2 separate regions of the Homo sapiens genome follow, and region 1 is linked to region 2. A link is a contact called in ENCODE Hi-C data. All regions are on one chromosome and are shown on one strand. The core of a region is the stretch at or near the end of the contact, and the rest is flanking DNA. Distances in the headings are between cores, read along the strand shown.

What was found. Hi-C counts contacts between places; a loop is a spot of excess contacts on that map. Pooled maps may share reads with other maps.
Region 1: a pooled map shows a loop between it and region 2 (4-fold over the local background). The contact joins the enhancer-like site here to the promoter of SLC2A13 in region 2. A Hi-C loop is called at or near these places in 2 of 50 pooled maps.

Annotation. Positions count from the first base shown.
Region 1 is chr12:42,466,622-42,471,649 of GRCh38, forward strand. PRICKLE1 (prickle planar cell polarity protein 1) reads right to left here. Exons shown (of 8, transcript NM_153026.3): 3 at 3,625-3,738; 4 at 2,829-2,966; 5 at 2,005-2,208. Among named protein-coding and RNA genes, the nearest start is that of PRICKLE1, 120 kb to the right of the region's middle. RefSeq lists enhancers at 2,883-2,982, 2,993-3,042. Within about 2 kb of position 1,975, at least 8 of the 41 ENCODE cell types and tissues checked have a DNase peak (open chromatin) inside an H3K27ac peak, as active enhancers do.
Region 2 is chr12:40,103,600-40,108,780 of GRCh38, forward strand. SLC2A13 (solute carrier family 2 member 13) reads right to left here and starts at 2,482. Exons shown (of 10, transcript NM_052885.4): 1 at 1,654-2,482. The coding sequence starts at 2,209. RefSeq lists silencers at 1,916-2,005, 2,016-2,085, 2,106-2,365, 2,386-2,635, 4,017-4,146 and an enhancer at 3,636-3,805.

The DNA.
Region 1 (5,028 bases), core at 725-3,224, 2.4 Mb after region 2:
AAAAACAGAATTCTACACCGGAGGTAATTCATTTGGTCATATTTTTGCTCCCCAATAACATTTTCTTGGCATAATCTGGCAAAGAACACATTAACACGGAAATAATTTAGTGAAATAATTTGGTGTTTTAGTAGAAAGAAAACTCATAAAAATGTCTGTGGACTCAACACAGTTATAGCTACACAGATGCTGGAATTGAGTGAACAGCATTTGTGTTGATAATGCTTTATTTGACTTGGTGGCCATCTCTAGATTAAGGACTCTTTATTTTTTTGAGACAGGGTCTCACTTGTAGCCCAGGCTGGAGCACAGTGGCACAATCATAGCTCACTGCAGCCTCAAACTCCTGGGCTTGAGCGATCCTCCCACCTCTGCCTTCTGAGTAGCTGGGACCACAAGGGCACAACCACCATGCCCAGCTAATTTGAAAAACATTTTGGGACAGAGACGGGGTCTCACCATGGGGTCTAGTCTGGTTCTTTTTTTATTTTTATTTTTATTTTTTATTTTTTTGAGACAGAGTCTCGCTCTGTCACCACGCTGGAGTGCAATGGCGTGACCTCGGCTCACTGCAACCTCCGCCTCCTGGGGTTCAAGCAATTCTCCTGCCTCAGCCTCCTGAGTAGCTGGGACTAAAGGTGCATGCCACCATGCCCAGCTAATTTTTGTATTTTCAGTAGAGACGGGGTTTCACCATGTTTGCCAGGATGGTCTCTGTCTCTTGACCTCGTGATCTGCCCATCTCGGCCTCCCAAAGTGCTGGGATTACAGGCGTGAGCCACCGAGCCCGGCAGGTTCTTTCATTTTTTTTATATTTTTGGTTTCCAAAATATGTTCAGCGGAGCATGGTGGCTCACCCTGGTATTCCCAGCATTTTGGGAGGCTGAGGGAGGTGAATCTCTTGGGGTCAGGAATTCGAGACCAGCCTGGCCAACATGGTGAAGCCCGCCTCTACTAAAAATACAAAAAAAAAAATTAGCTGGGCGTGGTGGTGGGCACCTGCAATCCCAGCTACTCGGGGGGCTGAGGTGCAAGAATCACTTGAACACGCGGGGCGGAGGTTGCAGTGAGCCAAGATTGCACCACGGCACTCCAGCCTGGGCAACAGAGAGCAACTCCATCCCAAAAAAATAAATCAAAACAAAACAAAAACAAAAATATGTTCAAATAGAACATTGTTGAAAAAAATGTATAAAGTAAATGAATGTATAAAAATAAAAACAAAGTTTATTGTCATAGATTGAAGGAGACTAAGAAGATACAACGAGTAAATGCAATGAAGCACCCTGGATTGATCTTGGATAAGAAAAGGAGCATCTGTTAAAACACTGGGAAAATCTAAACAAAGACTATGGTTTAGTTAATGGTATTACACTGCTGATAATTTCTTAGTTTTGATACATATATTATGGTTATGTAAGACGTTAGTGTCAGGGGAAGCTGGGAGAAGGGCATGCAGGATCTCTCTGTAATAGCTTTGCAACTCTTCTGTAAATCTAAAATTATTTTAAAATAAAAAGCTAAAGGGAAAAAATTTTTCCTTTCAAGCCATCATCCATTCCCACCTTCCCCGAGGGTAACTACTATTAATTTGGTATTTGTCTTTCCATACCTTTTCTGAGCATAAACAAATACATATATCATATTGTTTTTTAAATTCTTAACAAAAATGAGACCATCTACTACATGCTCTTCTGCAGCTTGTATTTTCTCACAACCCACTGAAGACATAATACTTATCAAAGTACAAAGACATCTGCTTCCCTTTCTATCAGGAAGGTGAAAAATTAATTGCGGTTTTGACCATTATGGCAAAAAACCGCAATTACTTTTGCAGCAACCAAATATAGATCATTTCATTGTATGAATGTACAGGATTATGTTTAAAACATGCACACAGAACAAAATCCAGGAAATTTTAGTATTTTGCTTGATGTAAACAGTGGAATATTGGCTTAATCTAAGCTTATTTTTCCCAGTGTGAAAGGATGAACTTTTTTTTACCTCGTCACATGCTGAGCACCGTGGTTTGAGCAGTTCTGCATGGTGCCTGCCACAGTGAATTTTTCCATCCTGATAAAAATAGATGAGGTCGACCAGCAGCTCATTACACGTGAAACAGACAAAACAGGATGGGTGCCAGCACACACCAGGGCCCGCACGGGAGGCGAACACTGCAACTTCACCTCCATTTATCTTCAAACCACACTACAAACAAATGGGTTTGAATGTAAAAGGATCATTTTTTAAAGACAGGATTCTCAGGCTTTCCTACTTTAGGATAAATCTCGAATTTGTCAGGAATGTATTTATTTTTGCTACCTCTTTTAGTGATTAAATAGCTCTTTAATGCTGGATTACTGGTGATTCTCCACTGTAAGGCACGTGTCTCAGACATACTACAACTATTTCTAAGGACGGTGTAATCTGATTCACACAAATAGTGGTTTTCCTGTGCCAGCCTCCTGCTGGATACATTTCCTACTCTGAGAACTGCCAGCAAAGATCTGAATGTCTTCATTATGTTTCTGCATCTTTTGAATACGAGATGTATCCTAGCACCTACCTCCATGCCAGGATCCTACCAAAGGCAGGATTTCACCCAATGTTTGCATAAGGGTGACTGACTCCTGCTGTCATACACAGCAGTGTAGCTAGTTACAAATATGAAACATGATTTGCTATTTAATAAAAAGCTAGGCTGTCTTTCTCTCATTTTCTGGAGGCTTTCAGGACCCACACCTCTGCTAGTCCAGTCACCTACCCCCGACTGTCCACCCCATCCACATCACTGCCACAAGCTACGCATCAGAGAAGGGGCTGCTCACCTGCTCACACACAGCATGCATGACTGCTCTGGACAGAAGCTTAATTGTTCCTCTTCCCAGTGCTTCTTTCTTCCGCTGAGCACTGAACACCTGCAACTCTTTTTTCTCCTCTTCACTCAAAGACTGGCAATACCGTACCTTCACAGAAAGCAAAACAGAAACACCACACTGAGTGCACAGTCTTTCTCACCAGTTCTCTACTTCCAGAGTTAGGGTTTCAGGAAGTGAAACAGTAAGTTTAGCTCGCCTGTGTCACACCCCCACGATTTTAAAATGACACCATATCTGAATTTTACAGCCTCTCTAGAAAAAGGGAAATGCAATGTGAAGGAATACTTTTTTTTTAAATAAGAAATGTTTAATTGAAAACCCTTATCAACACAGAATTAAAAAATATATATAGGACATTAACCTTTCCACAAAAGGTTTAAACTTGTTAATTGCCACTTTTACTCTCCATTCTACATGCACTCAACTCAACTGCAGGCCTGAATGACCATAAAGCATTCACTCTGGATGCAGGGGCTGGGAAATCTCAGGAATTTGTAGGTTCCTGATCATTGGTGGGTGGCTGCAAACACTATAAAAACCAACTTGTGTTAAGTTTATTACACTGATACTCTTTTCTCTCTTTCTCTCAAAGAATGGAAAGCTGTATTCTCTGGCCAAATTTTAACTAAAGAAAGGCAAAAGGGAGCCCTCGCCAGTGAGGAGTTGGGGTTTATGAGCAGCATCTCAATGCTTCTCATGCATTTTTTCTTCTTTTTTCTAATTAGCCTTCTTCCTGCTATTTTACCTCATTATCATGTGGTGGTAACTGGTACAAAAGCTGTTTAATCCGATGCTTCTCTCCGGGGCTGTTAACGTAAGGAACTTTTTCCTCTGGTAAGCAAGCAAAATAGAGCTGGATCTGCAAAAGAGACAGTGAGAATGGCATCAACATACAGAACTGAGCATCTCAGCTCACTTAATCTTTAAAAGTTACCTTTCCCTAGGTACAGGGTTTGGCCTCTTGTAGCTAATGAGAAGACCAGCTGAGCCAACTCAGCAGAACTGCAAACCTTCAGATAACTAGCACCCAGCTGCTAAATTGCTCTTCAGGAATGTAATTTGTAGTGACAATTAGGGACATCATAAATTATGCACCATAAAATATGCACATTTAAGACCACTCTTCCCGGTGGTGTGGCTCACGCCTGTAATCCCAGCACTCTGGGAGGCTGAGGCTGGTGGATCACCTGAGGTCAGGAGTTCGAGACCAGCCTGACCAACACGGTGAAACCCTGTCTCTACTAAAACTACAAAAATTAGCTGGGCGTGGTGATGCACGCCTGTAATCCTAGCTACTCGGGAGGCTGAGGCAGGAGAATCGCTTGAACCTGGGAGGCAGAGGTTGCAGTCACCCAAGATCGCGCCACTGCACTCCAGCCTGAGTGACAGAGCAAGAATCCGTCTCAAAAAAAAAAAAAAGACTACTCCTCCTCAGCCAGTCTTCCAAGGGGTCAGACAAGAGATCAGCAAGAGAGAGAGTCCTGGGTGAATCCTGCAAATTACTACACAGACTGTGTGAAATGGTCCAAAATCCAGCCACTACACGAACACATTTAATTTGCTCTCTGAATTTTACACAACACAAAGACAAAGGCTGTTTTGCTAAATGTTGTAAACTCTTCTTTATCAGGTTCTCTCAAACATCAGCTTTCTTTGCTTCCATGAGTGCTATTTTCTGAATACCTGAAGTCAGCCTCCCCAGGCAAACTGGAGAGAAGCCACATTGAGCTGTACTTTGCTCACTCTGAAAGGAAAACTTAATTTCTGCTTGTTTGTTTTTCTGATGTCTTTAAAGGAACATCCCTTAATGAGTACTGCAAAGGATACTGCAGAGCTGAGAAGGAATAAAAGAAAAAAAAGACAGGAGACAGGAATTTAGGGCCTGTCTACTTCAATACCTTAGTACCACACAAAACCTACCCACTCTAAGTTGTAAGAAGGGATTCTCTCTAAGTAGTTTGTCAAAATATTGCTTTTCTAACTGCTTCACCAGCACTCCACCCTCTCCCCATTCTATCAGCTCTAGAAGCTTTTTACAGTTATAAACACTTACTGAATATCAGCTACATGCGTGCCAGGTACTGTGCTATGCCATGGATAAATAAGGATACCCTATTCTCATAAAACGTCCCACCCTACAGGAAACAGA
Region 2 (5,181 bases), core at 1,232-3,731:
AAACACTAGGAAGCTTCATTTAGACAGCTCTGCAAAGCATGATTCAATTTCAAAATTACAGAAAAGATTGAGGTTGACAGAACAATTCTTGCTACCTAAAATGATGTTATTTCTATGTCAGAAGCAACAAAAAAGGTCCAGATGTCCCAAGCAGACAATGCTGAGAAAAGAATCGTGGTCACTTAAACAGCAGGTTATTTGTTGAAGGGTCCTGAAGGCCCAAGTAGTTTCCACACAAATAGGTTTCATTTCAGCTGGATTTTTTGGTCACTTTGGATATTTTTGTGCCAACTTAATATGTTACGGAGAGCTTTGCCCTACCTTTGCTAATTAACAGTACAATAAACAGCAAAAGGAAGGTCACTACTGACAAACTTTGAATATAAAGTGCAGTGAGCTGGGTTTTAGGCTCATGGTTCCCGCATGTGGAGTTGAATATATGGCCTTTGCTTCCCTTCAGAACCCACAGAGAAAGGGTGAAAAGCACAAACATCAAACAAGTGGTGAATACACAGATCAGCAGCAGCCCCAGGTTTAAAGCGCTTTCATCAAGCCCCAGCCATAGGGAAGAAATACTTCAACAGCACCCTAAGGGAAACAAAAAACTGAATTATGAAACGAAACATTAAAAAAGCATCAGCGGTGTGTCTTAGAAAAATTACTAGTGAGATTTAAGTCACAGCCCCCCACTTTCCCTCAAAAGTGCTTTCTAATAATACAGAGCACATTCCAAATAGCTTCCCTCTGCCAAAAACTTGCCAATTGTACCTCCCCTGCTCAGCAACCAGGGTGAAAAAAATTCAACGCCAGGAGAACCTTAATGCCTTCATTTTTGAAGTAAATTCCAAACATTTATCTTGCGGGGCATTTATCCACAGGGGGAGTAGCTCCTAAATGAATTAAGGAAGTGAATATGACCTTTAATAGATAATTTGGTTCCCAACTGGAAAGCAGGAGAGGAAAAACAAAGAGGAGAATGGATAAAAAAGGATTCAAATGAAAAAGTTGGAAAAACAGAGGAGAATGGAATTTACTTGGGAAAAGAATGAAAGCTGAAAGGCAATAGAAAAAGCATAAAAGCAAAAGGAGATGCCATCTAAAGACAAATGCTAGATAAGCAAAGAGGGCAGGGGTCGCTAATAAACCTTTCAGAGTCCAGAATTACTTAACTCTAAATATTATCTCACTGTAACTTGACGATGGTCTAGGTTCCAGGCTGGGAGCCCCAGAAAACGAAAGGGGCTAGCAGTGGAGAGGCAAGGTGGGACAGTGCAGGAAAGCAGAGACCCTCGTAAGCTCAAGAAGCAGCATCAGGTTAGGCTGGATCAAGGAAAGAGCTGGTGCTCAGCTAGGTTTCTGGAAGTGCTGAGAGGCAACAACCACTTGGACTGACTGGTCCGTGGCCTATCAAAGATTCCACGTGCGCTCGAGGGAGACTAGAGTGACACCCCCTCCCCCCCGACCCTCCCACCTCCCGGGAGAGCCTTGGAGGCTGGACCAACAAACAGATGGGCTCTGGAGGCCAGAGAAGTGGAGGATTCTCTGACCCTGGGAGACCAGACGGGGACCCCGATGGGCAAGAGGCACGCAACACCCAGGGTCAAGGGCGGTGACAATGGGATCCCGGGCGCCCTTCACGGAGCCCGAACTCACCGATGCCGAGTCCCACGACCAGGCGGCCGGCGAGCAGTGTCTCCTTGTTGTTGGCCGCAGCCAGCACCGCGGAGCCGGCGGTGAAGAGGGCACTGGCCAGGAGGATGGCAGCGCGGCGGCCGAAGACGCCGTTGAGGGCGCCTCCGGCCAGCGCCGAGACGGCAGCCGCCCCCACCGTGCTGGACACCAGCAGCTCCTGCCACAGCGCGTCCAGACTGAGCTGCCGCTTGAGCAGCAGCATGGCCCCTGACACCACCCCGGTGTCATAGCCAAACAGGAAGCCGCCCAGCGCGGAGAAGACGGCCACCACGTACACGAAGGCGGGGGTCTCGTCCTGCTGGAACTGCCGCCGCGCCGCGCGCTCCAGGTCCCCGACGCCGCCGCCGCCCGCGCCCGCGCTCTGCAGGCTGGTGCTCGATTCGGCGGCAGCCAGGAGGCTGCACTCCCCGGCCGCGCTCGCCGCGTCCGGCTCCGGCTGCTTCCTGCGCCGCTCGCCCATCAGGCTGCTCAGGCTCCGCAGCGTGTACTCCACATTCTCGCTTGCCTTGCGGGACATAGGGCAGGGGCCCGGGGCTGCCCGGGGGGACGCGGCTCCGCGGGCCGGCAGTCTCGGCGAGCTAGACAGCCCGAGCCGGCGGGAGCAACCGCCGCTGCCGCCGCTTTCTTCCTCCCGGCTTCCGCTCCGGCTGCCACGGCAGCAGCCGCCGCCACGGCCGCTCCGGGGAGAAAGTTGCTGCCCGCCGCGCTCCGACGCTGCGGAGTTGGAGCCCGGCGGGTCTCACTCCACACTCACGCCCCGCGCCTGCCGAGCTGGCGCTGCGGAGCGGGCGGGAGGCGGGACCGCGGGTCACGTGCAACCCCGGGCCGGCGGGGCGGGGCCCGGGAAACGTCCCGCCCCCTCCTTGGGCGGGGCCAGGCTCAGCCCGCCCCGGACCCCTAAACCCCGCCCTCCCGGTGGGTGCGACCTCTGACCTAGGCTCCCTCATTTAGGGCTCTGGCAACCGTATGGAATTAACCCTGCCTTCCGAGCTGCAGCGGTGGAGCAAGCCAATGTGGCGATGCCATCAGGCAACAGGCTTCCAGACGGGAAGCCACCCAGAATGTTTGCCGTGTTTGGAGAGGAGGGAGAGAGCACCTAAACCAGCCTCACTGTCCTTCCAGCAGCCTAGAGAGAGGGCTGGAAAAAATATCCTAGAATAGGACCTAGCAAGTACCCTTCCTTTTATAGTATTGTGACATTACCCAGCGTGGTCTACTTCCCTGGCATTAAATGTGTTTGTTCTGGAGCAATTCAGGGCTGCATGCTCCCATTTCTATAGCTAGTTTCCACTCTCATCGCCAGTCCCTCCTCAATTTATGCTTATTTTAAAGGAATGGTACATTTGATTCTTTGAGGACAGAGAACATATCTCTGTGGTGAATCCCAAACCCTCCTTCCATGGATCCCCGACCTGTAAAAGAAAATTCACATATATGCATTCCACTCATGTAACGGGTAATTCCCAGAAATAGAAAGAAAACTCAAGACCCTGATTTGTGATTCGGCAGGCAGTCTCCATTTCCCCGCCCCAACATGCTAACCAAAAGGTAGGATAGCTTCTCTCCTGAGAATCCCCACTGTTGCCCTCCATGAGGCACTGTTTTAACAGCCTCATTTACTTGAAACAAAGCAAAGATAACGTTATTTGCAACCAATTTTTTAAACTGTTGAGTGAATTAACAGTTGTTGGTTCATTTGGGGTTTGTTTCCCCCTTTAATTTAAATGTTTTTAAAATATACAGTTGCGCATCAGGGGCTAAAGATAGTTTGTTTTGTTTTGTTTTGTTTTTGAGACAGATTCTCGCTCTGTCGCCCAGGCTGGAGTGCAGTGGCGCTATCTCGGCACACTGCAGCCTCCGCCTCCCAGGTTCAAGCGATTCTCCTGCCTCAGCCTTCCTAGCAGCTGGGACTGCTAAAGATGTTTTGTGCCTCTAATTTGCTTTCATTCTTCAGGCTGAGGGCAAAAAGTCAAGCATCATATGATTCTATTCCTACAATTCCACTGCTCTTTTATTTCCCTTATTTGAGCAAAAGCTTTCTTAGCCTGGGGCCTATTTTTCATGCAGCTATAACTTTTTTCCTTTCAGACAAAAGGATTTTGTCATTCCTGTTTCAGTAAAAACTTATATTAGAATTTGTCAAAACTGCTTTCGTTTTGATTATCAGTCACGATTATCTCTACAATATAGTACTTTCCTTGCCAGCAACAAGGAAAAATAAACTAATGAAGCCAGACGGCTTAACTATTTAAATGTTATCGTCTGGCTTTAAAGCAAGGCTCTACCGTCATTCCCAGGCATCAGTTAAACAGAGAGAGCCTTTAGATCTGCAGCAATGAACTCTTTAATATTCAGACCTCGGACAATATTGCAGGTGAGAGCGCGCCTTTTCCGCGGCATGCTACGGTATAGTAAAACTGCGCCCCCTGGTGGTGAGCCAATTCCCACGGCTTCTGAAGAGAAGGGCTCCGCAGATGAGAAGCATCTGGTTCTTTGACAGTTCCCTCTTGCTGAGATGAAAATAAACTACTTTTTGTCTCAGCTGGTGCAGTGAACATCTTGGTTCCTGAGCATTCCTTGCTTGAAATTCAGCTTTGGGGTCATAGAACAAGAAACTACTTTAAAAATTCTGTTCCGTATTAGGACAGTTATGTATCTGCGGTCAGGTTACATTTTAAAAGAAATGTGACGTGAAAAAAAAGGCATCGGAGGCCGGGCGCGGTGGCTCACGCCTGTAATCACAGCACTTTGGGAGGCTGAGGCGGGTGGATTACGGGGTCAGGAGTTCAAGACCAGCCTGGCCAACGTGGTGAAACCCTGTCTCTACTAAAAATACAAAAGTTAGCCGGGCATGGCGGCACGCGTCTGTAATCCCAGCAACTCGGGAGGCTGAGGCAGAGTATTGCTTGAACCCAGGAGGCGGAGGTTGCAGTGAGCCGAGATCGTGCCACTGCAATCCAGCCTGGGCGACAGAGCGAGATTCCATCTCAAAAAAAAAAAAAAAGCTTCGGAGAGTTAAACAGAATTCGTCTCAGCCTTGAGAGGGAGTCCAGTTCAACTTAGCATCAGCGCGTGAGTCTAATATGGAGTTCCCCAAAGTCGGCCCCAGCTGCGGTTTATGATGAACTGGAAAACCCATGGGCTGAGAATCAAAAGAGATGAATGTCAACACCACCATTGTTTTACCGTAAAACTTTCCACAAACCACAAGATTAGCTTGTGCTTTGCTTTTTTTTTTTTTCTCTCATTTGAAGAGCAGATAATGGTGCAGCAACTACTCATTGACGAGAGTGTTAAAGGGTATTTTTGAAATATAATTAATTGCTATTGCAGGGCAAATTTAATTACAAGAGTCATTATTGGTTTGCAGTGAGTTCTATAGTTCCAGCTTTGAGGATATTTGCTTTACAACCTCCAGTAACATGTTCCAAAGCAGTCTAACAATAAAGAAAGGCGAAAAGCCCCTTCTCAATCGTCTTTCCCACCATA